Regions from separate parts of the Homo sapiens genome. Here region 2 is linked to region 1. Evidence: read pairs that join two places in POLR2A ChIA-PET (ENCODE). Cell type or tissue: endothelial cell of umbilical vein. All regions are shown on one strand. Each heading gives the region's core, and the rest is flanking DNA. Links, peaks and the distances in the headings are about the cores only. Region 1 overlaps POLR2A (RNA polymerase II subunit A). Region 2 holds the start of DVL2 (dishevelled segment polarity protein 2).

Evidence for each region. Peaks named below come from ENCODE experiments on the same cell type or tissue, not always from the same donor. Only the 100,000 strongest peaks of a DNase experiment are listed, where the experiment ranks them.
Region 2: POLR2A ChIA-PET joins it to region 1 with 6 read pairs; 3 of 35 experiments call an interaction of 5 or more read pairs at or near these places.

Annotation. Positions count from the first base shown.
Region 1 is chr17:7,503,835-7,506,746 of GRCh38, forward strand. All of the region lies in intron 19 of POLR2A (RNA polymerase II subunit A), which reads left to right. Among named protein-coding and RNA genes, the nearest start is that of POLR2A, 21 kb to the left of the region's middle. In endothelial cell of umbilical vein, for the core only: no CTCF peak of the experiment used is centred there; no DNase peak of the experiment used is centred there.
Region 2 is chr17:7,233,170-7,236,081 of GRCh38, forward strand. DVL2 (dishevelled segment polarity protein 2) reads right to left here and starts at 1,348. Exons shown (of 15, transcript NM_004422.3): 1 at 900-1,348. The coding sequence starts at 1,093. It overlaps PHF23 (PHD finger protein 23), which reads right to left. Exons shown (of 5, transcript NM_024297.3): 4 at 2,761-2,912; 5 at 1,869-2,671. The coding sequence ends at 2,457. RefSeq lists a silencer at 1,086-1,385 and an enhancer at 1,496-1,545. In endothelial cell of umbilical vein, for the core only: no CTCF peak of the experiment used is centred there; a DNase peak (open chromatin) is centred at 1,382; H3K4me3 peaks cover 1,644 bases; H3K27ac peaks cover 478 bases.

The DNA.
Region 1 (2,912 bases), core at 111-2,610:
ACCTGTTGACTTCTGTGGTTTCCAAGAGCAGCCCACTTCTGTCCACAACCTACAGAATAGGTTCTGTAGGTTCTGTCCCACCTAATAATAGCTCTCATTCATGGAGAGACTGCTTGTACCTTACCAAGTCCTGTGTTTGGCCCATTATCGCTTTATACCATCATGGCTTTAATACACTCCTAGTAGGGGAGGGTTTGTTAGTCCCATGTTGCAGAGACAAAAACTGAGGCTTGGAGAGAGTGACTGGATTGTGTGATGGTCATATAGGAAGTAAGTGGCATGACTGGGATATGACATAGGAGAATTGTTCTTTTTTTTTTTCTCTACACTCTCTGCTGTGTGCAGGGTCTAATTTAGATAAAGATAGGGAATTGGGGCTAGGTGGGGTGGCTCACACCTATAATCCCAGCACTTTGGGAGGCCGAGGCAGGCAGATCACAAGGTCAGGAGTTCGAGACCAGCCTGACCAACATGGTGAAACAAGGGTGAAATACAAAAATTAGCCGGGCGTGGTGGCGTGTGCCTATAATCCCAGCTACTCAGGACGCTGAGGCAGGAGAATCGCTTGAACACAGGAGGCAGAGGTTGCAGTGAGCCAAGAGTGCGCCTTTGCACTCCAGCCTGGGCAACAGAGCAAGACTCCGTCTCAAAAAGGGAGTTGGAGAGAGTAAATAGAAAAAAAGATTTATGGCTATTGGAATGTGCTTTCACTGGCTTTAAGGATTTTATAGGATAGTAAGAGGGTAAAGCACTGTTACAGGCGTACCTCTGAACCTGTTTACTGTAAGTCAGTTTTTATAAATTAAATAATTAAAAATGTATTAGGGAACACCATAGAACATGGCTGAAAGAAATTGTAAAAGACCTAAATGAGGCCGGGTGCAGTGGCTTATGCCTGTAATCCCAGCACTTTGGGAGGCCGAGGTGGGCAGATCACCTGAGGTCAGGAGTTCAAGACCAGCCTTACCAACAGGAAGAAACCCCACCTTTACTAAAAATACAAAATTAGCAGGGTATAGTGGCACATGCCTGTAATCCCAGCTACTCTGGAGGCTGAGACAGGAGAATCACCTGAACCCGGGGATGGAGGTTGCGGTGACCCGAGATTGCACCATTGCACTCCAGCCTGGGCAACAAGAGTGAGACTGTATCAAAAAAAAAAAAAAAAAACCCTAAATGAAAGACCTCTCATATTCATGGATTGGAAGACTTAATATTGTTGAATATTAATATTGTTAATATACTTCCCAAAATAAGCTATAGATCCAATATAATCCCTATCAAAATTCCAACTGGCTTTTTCTCAGAAATTTATTAAGCTGATGTTAAAATTCATATGGAAATGCAAGGGATATAGAATAGCCAAAACAATATTTAAAAGTAGCAAAAGTTTGGAGAACTCACATTCCTGATTTCACAACTTACTACAGAGCTACAGTAAACAAGACTGTGCTTCTGTCATGAGGATACGTATAAAGACTGATAGAGTAGAATTGAGAGTCCAGAAATAAACCCTCACATTTATGGTCACTTGATTTTTTGCAAGAGTCCCAATTTAATTAAATGGGGTGAGAATACTCTTTTTAGCAAATGGTGCTAGGGCAACTAGATATCCACATGCAAGAGAATGAAGTTGGATTCCTACCTCATACCATGTACAAAAACTCTCAAAATGCCTAAATTGAAGAGCTAACACTATAAAACTCTTATAAGGAAACTTGAATAAATCTTCATGACTGTGGCTTAGCAGTGAATTCTTAGGTATGACACCAAAAGCATAAGCATCCAAAGGAAAAAATAGATGAATTGGACTTCATCAAAATTTAAAACTTAATGCTTCGTAGGACACTATCAAGAAAGTAAAAAGATAACACAGAGAATGGGAGAAAATATTTGGAAATCATCTGATAAGGGCCATACATAAAGAATATATAAAGGACTATAACAATAAAAAGTCAACAATAAAAAGTCTCAAAGGATTTCAACAAATGTTTCCTGGCTGGGCGTGGTGGCTCACGCCTGTAATCCTAACACTTTGGGAGGCTGAGGCGGGTGGATCACCTGAGGTTGGGAGTTTGAGACCAGCCTGATCAACATGGAGAAACCCCGTCTGTACTAAAAATACAAAATTAGCCGGGCATGTCGGCACATGCCTGTAATCCCAGTTACTCGGGAGGCTGAGGCAGGAGAATCGCTTGAACCTGGGAGGTGGAGGTTGCGATCAGCCGAGATAGTGCCATTGCACTCCAGCGTGGGCAACAAGAGTGAGACTCTGTCTCAAAAATAGTAATAAAATAAAAAAACAGGCTGGGCGCAGTGGCTCACGCCTGTAATCCCAGCACTTTGGGAGGCCGAGGCGGGCAGATCACGAGGTCAGGAGATTGAGACCATCCTGGCTAAGACGGTGAAACCCCGTCTCTACTAAAAAATACATAAATAAATAAATAAATAATAAAAAAAACATGTTTCCCCAAAGAAGAGTACTATTCATGTAAATGATCAGTAAGTGCATGAAAAGATACTCAACATCATTAGCCATCAGGGAAATGCAAATGAAACCAGAGTGATGTGCCACTTCACATGCACTAGGATGACTGTAATCCAAAACACAGATAATAACAAGTGTTGACAAGGATGTGGAAAAATTAGAACCCTCATACATTGCTAGTAGAAAAGGTACAACTGCTTTAGGAAGTTAAAGCAGTTACCATATGGCCCAGCAGTTTCGTTCCTAGAGAGATTATACACACACACACGAGAGAACAGAAAACATATGGCCACACAAACATTTATACACAAATGTTCGTATCAGTGTTACAGTAGCTAAGCAGTGAAAACAAGTGTCCATCCACTGATGAATGGATAGGCAAAATGTGATATGTCCATATGAGGGAACATCATTCAGCAATAAA
Region 2 (2,912 bases), core at 225-2,724, 270 kb before region 1:
GCATTATTTACACGCCAATCTAGTCCAAGATAGCCCTGAATGTCCCAAATTACCCTAGGATAGCCCAATCTATTCTAGCACAGCCTACAATGCCCCCACACGCAGCTGTCTGCACCAGTCTAGATTGGAACATCCCAATACGGCTGCCTGTGCTAGCACAGGCCCCAACAGCCTTGTCTGCCCCTATACCGAGTGCTCCAATAAAACCAAGTCTTGCCCCAAGAGAAACCAGGATTAACCAATACAACCCAGTAGAGTCCATAATGGCCCAAGTGTTTTTTGTTTTTTTTCTGAGACGGAGTCTCGCACTGTCGCCCAGGCTGGAGTGCAGTGGCGCGATCTCGGCTCACTGCAACCTCCGCCTCCCAGGTTCAAGAGATTCTCCCTGCTTCAGCCACCCAAGTAGCTGGGACTACAGGCGCGTGCCCCCACGCCCGGCTAATTTTTTGTATTTTTAGTTAGTAGAGATGGGGTTTCACCGTGTTAGCCAGGATGGCCTCGATCTCCTGACCTCGTGATCCGCCCGCCTCAGCCTCCCAAAGTGCTGGGATTACAGGCGTTACAGGACTCCTGAGAACGTACTAAACAACCAGACAATGGATCAATTTACTCAGTACAGACTAGAATACTCCAACATAAACCAGTATGCCCCCACCTATTCCAGTAAAGCCTAATCTTGTCTAATCTGGTTTAGGATATCCTAGTCTGTCCGTGTGCCTCAATCTATCCAAGCATAACCTTGTCCATCCTGGGATAGTCAACCTACCTCAGCATAGTACAATCTGCTCCACCATAGGCCAGAAAATCCCAGTGTGGCCCAAAGTAGACGTGTGCCCCTCCATGTCGCCCAATCCACTCTAGCAAAGCCCCCGCCGGTCCTATCTAGGCCTTGCGCTCACCCGAAATCCTGATCCATAGACTTGAAAAAGTACTTGGCGCCCGCGGGCCGCTGCAGGACGCTCTTGAAATCGCCGAGGGTGATGCGCTCGGCGGGGACAGGGATCTTCACCAGGTAGGGAGTCTCTTCCTCATCCAGGTGGTAAATCACCTTCGTCTCCCCAACCCCACCGCCCCCAGTGCTGCTACCCGCCATGGTCTCGCCCGCGCGCTCCCGGGCTCCACCGCCCACCCAAAGGGCTAATGGCCCCTGCCGCGCCTGCGCACACCCGCAAACCGACGCGCGAGCGCGGACAGGACTGACCCAGTACGGGAGAGAAGCAAAGGGGAAAAAGCACGGATCTGCGAGGGTGGCGGCGGGGGGCGGGCCGCGGGGTGCGACTCAAAGCCCCGGTCTCAGCGGCCGCCGCGCGCCACCGCCACCGACGCCGCGAGCTTCCTCCAGGTACCCGCCCACCTCTCCTCATGTCACGTGACTTAAAGGCAGCCACCCCGCGCTCCTCAGCCGCCCTCCGTCACGTGATCCCCTCCCAATCACGTGACCGTCTGACTCCGCCTAGTGCCCCCGCCACATGATCGCTGCCTTCAGCAACGGTCTCCCAGCCCCCAAACGTGTACCCCAGCCGAGGTCCTCTGAGCACCCAGGCTAAGCTGGCCTGTGCCTTCAGGAAACGGACCATCGGCTCCCACCCCGCTTTACCCCACCCACGATGGAGCACGAAGCAACTCTGACCCGCAGGAGTGTGCGTGCAGGGAGTGAAGGTGGGGACTGTGGGGGTTCCTAGACTCGAGTGGGGAGGGCCAAATACAATGAAAGCTCTAAGGTGGCTTACTTGTCTTGGGGTGGGAAAGGCCCAGTGCTGTGATATCTTCAGATTGGACTTTGAGACGTGGGTTTCAGCCCCACCTCCAGCTAGTCTTCAGCCACCAAAGCCTCCCTCCCGAGCAGGACAGTGAGGGCTATAAACACAAAAGAGCCCACTCTGCTTTATTTACAACACGCAGGCTGTCTGTACAAACAGCGGCCGATATTATTAAAAACAAAAGAGGTGAGTGAGAATCGTCACCTTTCTGCTTTCCTTCCTCACTTGGCCAGGCTCTAGTACTCCACCTTTGAGCTGCCATGCCCAATAGGGGAAGTCCAAAATTAAAAATACAACCGGTGTAGAAGAAAATAAATGGGGAGTGAAATAGAAGAAAAGATGAGGGAGGGGAGTGCTAATATTTACACTAGAGTTTTATAGACAACTGTCCCATTCCATCCCAATTCCAATCCTGACCCAGAAAGTGATGGTGGCAGGTCCAAGAGACAGAGATTATGTGTCGGGACACAGACAGCCTCCCATCCCCAACCGTAATGGATTCAATTTCAAGTCCACAGAGTGGGGAGGAAGGATAGGGTGGGAAAGTGAGACACTCATTTTCAAACAAGTCTCCCTTGAGAATTCCTGCCTTGAAGTGCAGACAGTATCCAAGCTCCAGGGGATAGGCTGAGGACCCTGAGGCTCAGTTCCCAAATCATGTTGTCATTTGGAAGTTCCAGGCTAAAGTTGGTGCCATCAGGGCTCTCCAGATTTGGGAGGCCCCCCTAACCGCCGGGCCTCTGGCCTCAGTTCCTTGCATTTCTGGCAATAAAAGAAGTCGGGGACGTTGGTCTTCTTAATCTTAGCACAGGAGAGGTGGATCCACGTCCCACACAGGCTGCACTCAATCATGGGCCGCCCTGCAAAGGGCTTTCGACAGTAACATGTGATCAGATCCCATGAGTCATCACCTGGGGAAAAAAAGGTTTGTTTGGTATTCTGCCTGAGCTGTTGGATCCACAACACCCTCAAACCCCTCGCCCCAGCCCGAACCTCTCACCTGATTCTACCATGATGTCCTCGTCCATGACCCGCATCTCGCCTTCACTGGAGCTGGCATCTCCATCTTGGCTTGTTTCAGTGCTGCCCACCTCCTTGCTTTCACTGTCAGCAGGAGGGACTCCTTCAGGGTGCACTGTGGCAGGGGGCCTA